Linked DNA regions of Homo sapiens: region 2 is linked to region 1. Evidence: read pairs that join two places in POLR2A ChIA-PET (ENCODE). Cell type or tissue: B cell. All regions are shown on one strand.

What was found. ChIA-PET counts read pairs that join two places held together with the same protein. Peaks named below come from ENCODE experiments on the same cell type or tissue, not always from the same donor. Only the 100,000 strongest peaks of a DNase experiment are listed, where the experiment ranks them.
Region 2: POLR2A ChIA-PET joins it to region 1 with 7 read pairs; 1 of 35 experiments calls an interaction of 5 or more read pairs at or near these places.

What each region holds. Positions count from the first base shown.
Region 1 is chr11:34,897,036-34,902,035 of GRCh38, forward strand. The region is part of intron 1 of APIP (APAF1 interacting protein); the gene reads right to left. Among named protein-coding and RNA genes, the nearest start is that of APIP, 17 kb to the right of the region's middle. In B cell, no CTCF peak of the experiment used is centred here; a DNase peak (open chromatin) is centred at 2,712.
Region 2 is chr11:33,327,034-33,332,033 of GRCh38, forward strand. HIPK3 (homeodomain interacting protein kinase 3) reads left to right here. Exons shown (of 17, transcript NM_005734.5): 3 at 1,477-1,600. Among named protein-coding and RNA genes, the nearest start is that of KIAA1549L, 47 kb to the right of the region's middle. In B cell, CTCF peaks have their summits at 2,881 (motif pointing left) and 3,081; a DNase peak (open chromatin) is centred at 2,898.

The DNA of each region.
Region 1 (5,000 bases):
AGGGGGAAAAACATCTTTGAGTTCAAAAAGCGATCATTATTTAACAGGTTGAATTCTCAGCTACTTAGCTGAATACTTGAAATTGTGGTGTTTTTCCCCAGATTTAGTGCTAATGTTCTACTTACTCATTTTAAGTATTACAAATGATGACTGATGGAGTAAACTTCAAAATATAAAATTAAAAACTTGAGAATCTAGAAATTTCTAAAAGTTCTGATTCAACTTAGACTTGGAGTTAGCTGACTTAAAAGTCTAATCCACATTACTGGATTTATTGCCTACATGACTTTGGGTGTCAGTTTACTTATCCACACAATGAAAATGCTGTGAGGATTAAAATGAGATACAATGGACATAATGCAGTCAGCATGAAATCTGACACAATGTCAGTTTCCTTTTCATTTTAAAGAGCTGAAAATTCTTGAATTAAAATAGCAAAACTATTATAGGAGTTATTAAGAAATTATTTTAGACAGAGAGGGTAAGGTTGGTAAGGTTTTGTTTTCTTTTAATAATGCAGCTTAGTAAGGTTTTTTTTTTTCTTTTAATAATGCAGCTCCAAAAACATTTCTTTTCTAGCAGAAAAGCAGCTTAAAGGGCCAGGATAGCAAGCTTTGATGTGCAAATGCCAGCCATTAGAAACCGGGTCCATCCAATATGGTGATTCCCACCCTCTTCTTGTCACCATGTGTGTCAAGCATCATGGCCACCCCAGATATCTTCACGTGTGCAGAACATCATGGTGGCCTGTATTTGAATATTAAAAGGCTAGGGTGGGAAGGCTAGTTTTTTTCGTGGGCTACCTGAGTGACATACCTGGTCAAACCAATCCCCTGGGCCCTATGAAAATCAGACACCACCTCCTCCAGCCTCCTAATAGAACCGACTGTTTTCCCGCTCCACTTGGGGTTTTCTCTCTCTGCTTGGAGCCACCCTCCATCTCTGTACAGGGGAGCTTCTTTCTTCTTTCTTATTAAACTCTCCATTCCTTAAAACCACTCCACGTGTGTCCATGTTATTTATCTAAATTGGTGCGAGACAAAGGGCCCTGGTGTTCCTTCAGTTATCAGAGCCATATCATTTTGGTGTGTTGGCCAAGAATCCGAGGTACAACATTCATCGGATGGTGAGTATAGGAGCAAGCTTAAAATCTGTTCTATCATTCTGAGGGGCTCTTGGCCTCTATTTTAAAATCAAATCAAATCAATCAACAGGCATCCTTCAGCTGGTTAAAAATATGCTTATCACGACTGCCATTCTAAGGCCTCAGATGTTAGGCTTGCTGGTGGAGAACACGGAGAACCCCCCTCAATACCCACGGGTCATTGGGAGTGTCGGCCGTGTTTCGAATCAGTTTCCTTTCACGGGGAAACCTTACCATCGCGTGAGGCTGGGAAAGTTCTGGCCAGGACACACCCTGGCGTTATTCAAAGGCCTCTGGGTCGGACCCAGCCTCCAACAGCCCATTTCGGGTTTTGGCAGAGAATCCCCAGCTATCCTGTCACAAAACTCTCCTTCTTTTTCTATCCACAGTCTCTCTCTCTCTCTGATGTGCGGGAATTTAGTAACCAGGAGTTTAGCTCAGGAATGCTGTTGCAATCTTCTAGGAACAGAGGGTTCCTTTCCTCCCCCTCCTCCCCGCTCCCACCCAGAGTGAGCGTCTCTCTCTCTGCCCTTGGTCTGGAGAGTGCATGGCATTTCCAGGTCTCTCTACTACTACTCTGGCGAGCACATAGTATTTCTTTCTTTGGTTTTTTTTTTTTTTTTTTTTTTTTTTTTTTGAGGCAGAGTCTCGCTCTTTCGCCCAGGCTGGAGTGCAGTGACGTGATCTCGGCTCACTGCAAGCTCCGCCTCCCGGGTTCACGCCATTCTCCTGCCTCAGCCTCCCGAGTAGCTGGGACTACAGGCGCCCGCCACCGCGCCCAGCTAATTGTTTGTATTTTTAGTAGAGATGGGGGTTTCACCGTGTTAGCCAGGATGGTCTCAATCTCCTGACCTAGTGATCCACCTGCCTCGGCCTCCCAAAGTGCTGGGATTACAAGCCAGGATGGTCTCAATCTCCTGACCTAGTGATCCACCTGCCTCGGCCTCCCAAAGTGCTGGGATTACAGGCGTGAGCCACTGAGCCCGGCCTCGAGCAAATAGTATTTCTAAACCAACAGTGCCACCTAGTGGAAACAGAAATCTTCATGAGGCACATTTTTTTTTCTTTTATGGTAACACTGCAGCTTCCTTTTGCACCACTAGAAATCGGGCTCTAAGCCTCTTCTGTGAACAGGAAAATTCTGCTTTCAACAGATAGGAGTTAAATGTCTTCTGTGGCCAAATTTTAGTCTCAATATTGTCCCATCAGCAGGAAAATGGCCGTTTGGTTCCTACGTTCCTTTAAGGCACCTATTCTGTCTCTGATTAAGGTAGTACTGAGCTAGTAAGGGGATTTTAAGTCCAGAAGTTAACCGGAACCATTTTTCTAAGGGTAAATGCTTTAGCATGGGCCATAATAGCAGGATATAGAGTTCAATCTAGCATACCCCCTCCATTAAAGGGGCCTTGCCCAATTACGTAGTTTTTCTTGAGATCTGTTTTTTTTAGGGAGGTACACAGGTCGCAGAAGTCTAGGAGGTTGAAGGGAAATATAAGCAGAGGACTAGAGCTGCTTGGGGAAGTGCGACTAGGCCCAAAAGTCTAGTTCCTCTGGTGCCATGGCTTGGAGGGTCACACCTACAGTCATGGGCAGCACATTTAACAGGGAGGTGGGACCTAGGAACTAGCGAGGGAAAATAGTTGGGGGACGCCCCCACTGTTTTCTTCTCCACCCTGGGTCATATACAGAAAGGAAGGAGACTAAAAGGACACTTTTATTCTCACTTCTCTTTCTAAACGGGTAACAGATCATCTTTAGCATGTGGTCCCCTGGAGTGGATTTTAAAACACTGGGACTGCTTCAACCCTGAGACTTTGAAGAAAAAATGCCTCATAGTCTATTGCACAAGGGCATGGCCTTCTTATCATCTTGGAGATGGACAAACCTGGCCTGCTTGGTGGAGCCTTGATTTTAATGTCATCCAACAGTTAGATCTTTTCTATAGACAGAAGGGCAAATGGACTGAGGTCCCCTATGTATAGACTTTCTTTGCCCTGTGAAACCCAGACCTTTACAAGTCCTGGACAACTGACCCAGTTCTTTTACCAGCCATGGCAGGCAAGCCCATAGGCCTTTCCCAGAGCTAAAGTAGGTTCCAAAGGAGCAATCTGAGACAGCTATTGAATGTCCCAATGCTTCCAGTCCCCCTCCAATTGTACCATCAGCTCCTCTAGCTCCACCATTTCCAGTATATCCTACTCTCCCCATTTCACTCTTACTGCTGCAGGAAGTGCTTGATGGGAATGGTGCCATGAGGGTTCAAGTTCCCTTTCATTACAGAACCTTAAGCAAATAAAGGGAGACTTAGGCCGATTTTCTGACAACCCAGGTAGGTATATAGAAATTTTCCAAAATTTAACTCAGGTATTTGACCTCACATAGAGGGATGTTACGTTGCTGCTACGTCAGACCCTCACTGAAGCTGAAAAGCAGAAAGTTCTGCAGGCAGCAGAAAAATATGGAGATGAGCAACATGCCTCCTGTAGCAAACCGAGGAGACAAAGAGGAGATAGGGAAGGTGAGGAAGAAGTGGAAACTCCATTCCTACTAGGAAAGGAAGCAGTTCTGGTAGACAACCCTGACTGGAACACCAGTAACTCAGGAAATGAATGGAAAAGGAAGCACTTTTAAGGTGTGTATTAGAGGGCCCATGGAAAACCAGGGCCAAACCTCTCAATTACTCTAAACTGTCCATGATAGACCAAAGACCAAACGAGAATCCCACAGCCTTTATGGAAAGGCTGAGAGAGGCACTAATAAAACATACCTATTTATCCCGATTCAATCAAGGGACAGCTCATTCTCAAGGACAAGTTTATTACACAGGTAGCTCCCAATATTAAAAGGAAACTATAAAAGCAAGCTATAGGGCCAGATAGTACCCTAGAAAACCTCCTAAGAAAGCCACTTCGGTCTTTTACAATAGGGATCAGGAGGAAGCCCAATAAAAGGAAAGGAAAATACAGGAAAACAACAGAGGCTCTAGTAGCAGTGGTGCAAGCTTGCAAAGTCCAGAATCCCCAAGGTGCATCCACTAGCTGTTATCGATGTGGCAAATCAGGGCATTTTAAGAAAGAATGTCCAGGTAGCAAGACAAAGCCACCTCGACCCTGTCCAGCCTGTGGCGGAGACCACTGGAGACAGATCTGCCCCCAGAGACGGAGGTCACTGGGTTCAGAACCAGTCTCACAGATGGTCCAGCAAGACTGATGGGTCCCGGGGGCTCAAACCCCTAGCTCCAGCGACTCAGACTGCCATTACAGCACAGGAACCTTGGGTGATTCTGGAAATCAAAGGAAGGAAGGAAGGTAGATCTCCTTCTGGATACTGGAGCCAGTCTCTCTCTTCTCCTCTAATCCAGGCCTCCCCTCTTCCCATAGTATGACTATAAGGGGTGTCTCAGGAAAAATTCTAACCTGATATTTTTCTCAACCTCTTACCTGCAGATGGGGGGACCTACTATTTACACATGCTTTTAAAATCATGGCTGAAAGTCCTGCTCCTTTATTAGGAAGAGATAGTCTAGCTTGCATGGGGGCCAGCATCCATACAGCCCCAGGACAAACTCTTTGTCTCCCCCGATGGAAGCTAACATTAAACTACAAGTGTGGGCAACTCAAGGAAGGATAGGTCGAGCTATAACCACTAGGCCAGTCCAGATCTATCTTAAGGATCTCACTTCTTTTCCTAACCAGAGACAGTATCCCCTGAGCCCAGAGGCTAGGAAAGGGCTAGAAGCCGTTATTAATAACCTAAAGATGCAGGGCCTCCTCAAACCCTTTAATAGCCCCTGCAACACCCCAATATTAGGAGTGCAGAAGCCCAGTGGGGAATAGAGACTAGTTCAGGACCTTTG
Region 2 (5,000 bases), 1.6 Mb before region 1:
TGAACAAAGTAGGAATCCTTTAATCTGTACTCATACAGGTAAATAAATGAAAAAAATGAAAGTTTGATAAGAAATGGATTATTTATATAGTTTCAATTTGAGATCCCACAAAATACTTAATTAGAAAGAGAAAAGTAGGAACTTAGTAGTAGAGAAATATAGCAGACATCATGTGATCAAAGTAAAAATTATTAGTAATGGAACATATCAGAATTGCATGCCTAATAAGATACAATGAGAAAACATGATCACTTCTGTGATGTTCCTCTGAATCTAATTATGAGGAAACATCAGACAAACCCACACTGAGGGACGTTTCTTCAAATATCTGTCCTGTAATATGTTATACAAAGGTCATGGAAATCTAGACAAAACTTAGGAATTATTCCATATTGAAAAAGACTGAAAGAGATAGGACAACTAGATGCAATGCATGATCCTGAGTTGGATCCTTTTGCCAAAAAGGACGGTATTAGTATAATTGGCCAAACTTAAATGGAGTCTGAAGCTTAGAAGGTGGAGATGTATCAGAGTTCATTTCTTGATTTTGATGATTGTATTGTGGTTATGTAGGAGAATATTCTTCTTTGTAGGAACTATAAAGTATACAGATATTTGGCAAGTTATTCTCGGGTGATTTAAGGAAAAAATATGTACTGTTCTTGCAACTTCTCTGTAAGATTGAGATTGTTTTAAAATTAAACACATGCACACTAATCTAGGATAACTGTGATCCATATGACTTCTTTGGAATTACACAGCTGTACATGGAGTCTGTCTTAGAACATGAATCTTCTCAAGGGAAATCCATATGAAGGTGCAACATAATTTATCTAGGAATAATATGTTTCTTGGAGTACATTTCCCAAATGACCAAACACTTTTAAGTGCTGAAATGCTTTTTAACTATGTTGTTATATGCTGTATACTTGTCTGCCTTTTAAGACAGAATACACTGAATTTAGTTTAATCTCTTGGATGACTAATGGCTCCAATTAGGTAAATATTTATTACTGTATTCTGAAGTAATATCTAGGTCTAGATTCACTTTTAGCCTTTGAGGATTTTGCTTTGTTTTTGTTTTCTCTCTCAATGTCTGGTTTTCAGTTCTGCTGATGTCATAGTATGTATTTAATAGTTTGCCAGTTCTCTTCCTATTGTGTTATTTCTGATCTGCTGTAGTCTTAAAAACAAGATGTATGTTTTTCCTTTTTCAAAAAATGTTATGTTAGTAAAACTATAAGGGAAAAGGATTACAGTGGAAGAGACTTTATTATAGAAATGTTGTACTCATAGTACCCCTTTCAGATTAATTCAGGATTATGTCTAGGTTTCAAAGAGTTCTGAAATAGTGAAGAGTTCCTATACATAGAATGTGATACCTCTGTCATTTTACCAACTTCCTAGAATGCCAGTTGAAATTAGGTAATTTTAGAGAAAAACCACCCTGATTTTTGTTTTAATTTTAAATTTCAGAGCTCCAGAGATTATATTGGGGTTGCCATTTTGTGAAGCCATAGACATGTGGTCATTGGGATGTGTGATTGCAGAATTATTTCTTGGATGGCCGCTCTACCCAGGAGCCTTGGAGTATGATCAGGTAACAAATAATGATAATCTAATAGAATTGGTAAAAAGTAAAGAATAATAACAGACTTACAGGAACACATGGCTGCAGGTGTACAATACACTGGAAAGTCTTTTTAACATAAAGTGGCAGAATCTGGGATCTTGTAGAATTGATTTTGAAAACTGTTTTATAATGCTGAAGTAAGTTTTCATAAAGTTACAGCCTATAGAATCTCAAAACCAGTTTTGTAAAATTATTGGGAAAATTTTATACTGTAAACATATAAAAGGTTGGATTGTGTGTCCATTTAATTAATTGTGCTTTGCTTGGGTGACAAACTTTGATGTGTGAAACGTCAGCCCCTCCCAAGGCATAAAAGCTCCTAAAAGGCGTTATAACTTTTGGTCTTAAACCAACTGCCATTATTGGTGTTTTAAATACCTCAGTAACTTGAACTCTTCTCAGTCTTTTTAGCTGTTTTGAGTGGTGCTGAAATTCTCTTTTAGCACTGTTTAATGATTCTCGGTAGAATTCAGCAAATTACCTTATTAAGCACACTTTTCATGGTAGTTTTCAGGTATATTCATTAGCCTTTCTGTACTATTAAACAGTGTTGTGTGCTAGTAGTCTTAAATATTAATACCAAGATTATTTTTTGGAGAAACTGCCATCTTATTTATTATTCTTTGAGTATCTTTGAGATAATGTACTCAACTCATTCTAATAGAAAATGCTAGTCAAAATCAACAAAGTAGTTACATTAATTTTGTCATTCTGATTAGTGAATATTTTTATTTAGATGATATTTAACTTTCAAGCAAGAAAAAATAGAAAATAGAAGAATTTAAAGCACCTATTACATAATCATGATTATAGCCTTGTATTTTAGGGCTATTTTCTCTATCAAGAGGAAAAAGAGAGGTAATTAATTTAGGTGACTTAAATGTTCCTGAGATGACTCTGTCATTTAATACTGATTATTAGATTAGATGTTATCATTGACTTTAATCTCTTGTCATCATCCATGAACCTTCCCTTTTAGGTTAGGTTTTCCATATTCTCTACCTTCCCTCCTCCATGTTCAGAATTCCACTGGGTTTCTGTAAAATTTTCCATACATCCTGTCTTCTTTCAGCTTTCTACCCAATTACTAGCTTTGATACAGATGCAAGACTACCGTCAGTTCTGAACGAGTTAGTAATTGAATCAGAGTCCCATAATCCTTTAGCTGTTGGAATACTGAGGCACCAGTAAAATGCTAGAAATACACCCTTGGCTTTGTAGATTAGCCTATGGCATGCATACCGCCCTGGAGCAGGACACCCTCTAGTGGCAATTTCAAGTTGATTTGTTATTATACTCGATTAGGACTTCACAGTTCATCTTGGACAACTGATATTAGTATTGAAAAGGACCCCAGAGATTACCCAGTAACTGCCCCCTTTTCATTTTATAAAGGAGAAAACTGAGGCCCAGAAAAATGAATTCACTTGTCAAAAGTCACAATAGTAATTTTAAAGACAAAGCCTTGACCAAAACTCAGTTTTTCTAAATTTTATAATGAATGTTTGTTTTTTTTAAACTAAACTTGGAACAGGTATTATCTGATCCAGATTGACAATGTTTTCAGGATGTATATTACCAAAGGGATTAAAAAAAGTCATTGGCCCTTGGCATATAGCATCAATAGTCTCACAGTTCAGTGGGGTTTTTTTGTCTTTGTTTGTTTTTCTTTTTTCTTTTGAGATGAAGTCTTGCTCTGTCGCCCAGGCTGGAGTGCAGTGGCGTGATCTCAGCTCACTGCAACATCCGCCTCCCGGATTCAAGCGATTCTTCTGCCTCAGCCTCCTGAGTAGCTGGGATTACAGGCACACACCACCATGCCCGGCCAATTTTTGTATTTTTAGTAGAGATGGGGTTTCACCATGTTGGCCAGGCTGGTCTCGAACTCTTGACCTTGTGATTTGCCTGCCTCAGCCTCCCAAAGTGTTGGGATTACAGGCGTGAGCCACTGTGCCCCGCCCACAGTTCAATGTTTTAAAATATTTTACAAAATACATGAATGCAAAGCAAATAAATTGTAGTGATTTTGTGGGCGTCTTTGTTTTGGCCCTAATCTGGGACTTTAAGCTCATTTTCAAGCATGGTATTTGTTATAAAGGCTTTGATAAATTTTGATAATTTTTTTTTTTTTCCCTATCAGTCTTAACTTGGTTTAGGACTTTCAAGTGCTTTTTTTTTTGCACTTGTTAAAATGTTCACATATGTTTTTCTTTTTTCTTTTTCTTTTTCTTTTTTGAGACAGGGTCTCACTCTGTCGCCCAGGCCTGAGTGCAGTGGTTCCATCTCGGCTCACTGCAACCTCCGCCTCATAGGTTCAAGCAATTTTTCCACCTCAGCCTCCTTAGTAGCTGGGACTACAGGTGTGTGCCACCATGCCTGGCTAATTTTTTATTTTTAGTAGAGATGGGGTTTCATCATATTGACGAGGCAGGTCTTAAACTCCTGATCTCAAATGATCCACCCACCTTGGCCTCCCAAAGTGTTGGGAATACAGGCAAGAGCCACTGCGCCTGGCCACATATGTTTCTCAGAACAGCTTTAGTCTGTTTATTAATGTGTTTGACTTTCATAGATTTTCCCCATCTCGCTAGATTGTGATCACCTAATGTTAGGATGTGAAAGGGCCACCAGTAGGGTATGTCTCTCTCTATTATCTGTTCCTTATTCCAGTAATCAGCTGCCTAGATATACTTGGACACCCCAACTGGGGAGTTGGTATTTTTTTTAGACAGGGTCTCAGTCTGTCATCTAGGCTGGAATGCAGTGGCATGATCATAGCTCACTGCAGTCTTGAACTACTGGGCTCGAGGAATCCTCCTACCTCAGGCTGTGCCCAGTAGCTGGGGATACAGGTGTGCACCAGCATGCCTGACTCATTTTTAATTTTTTGTAGAGATGGGGTCTCTTTCTCTATGTTGCCCAAGCTGGTCTCAAAGTCCTGGGCTTAAGCCATCCTCCCGCCTGGACCTCCAGACATGCTGGGATTACAGGTGTGAGCCACTGCACCTGGCCTGGCAGTTTTTTTCTAATTATTATTTTTTGCCTTACAGTGGCAGTGCAGTGGGCAATAGTAATATTAACTAATTAATGCTTACTGAGCTCTTTTATGTACTAGGAACTGCTGTTAACACTTTATATTAACTCATTTAATGCTCGTAACAACCCTATGAAGTACACACTACTGTTGCCTCCATTTTATAGATGTAAACTAAAGAGTTCTTAACAGTATATCATATTCTTCTTTAGAGACAGAGTCTTTCTCTGTTGCCCTGGATGGAGTGCAGTGGCAGGATCATGGTTTACTGCAAAGTTGAACTCGTGGGCTCAAGTGGTCCTCCTGCCTAGGCCTCCCAAAGTGTTGCAATAA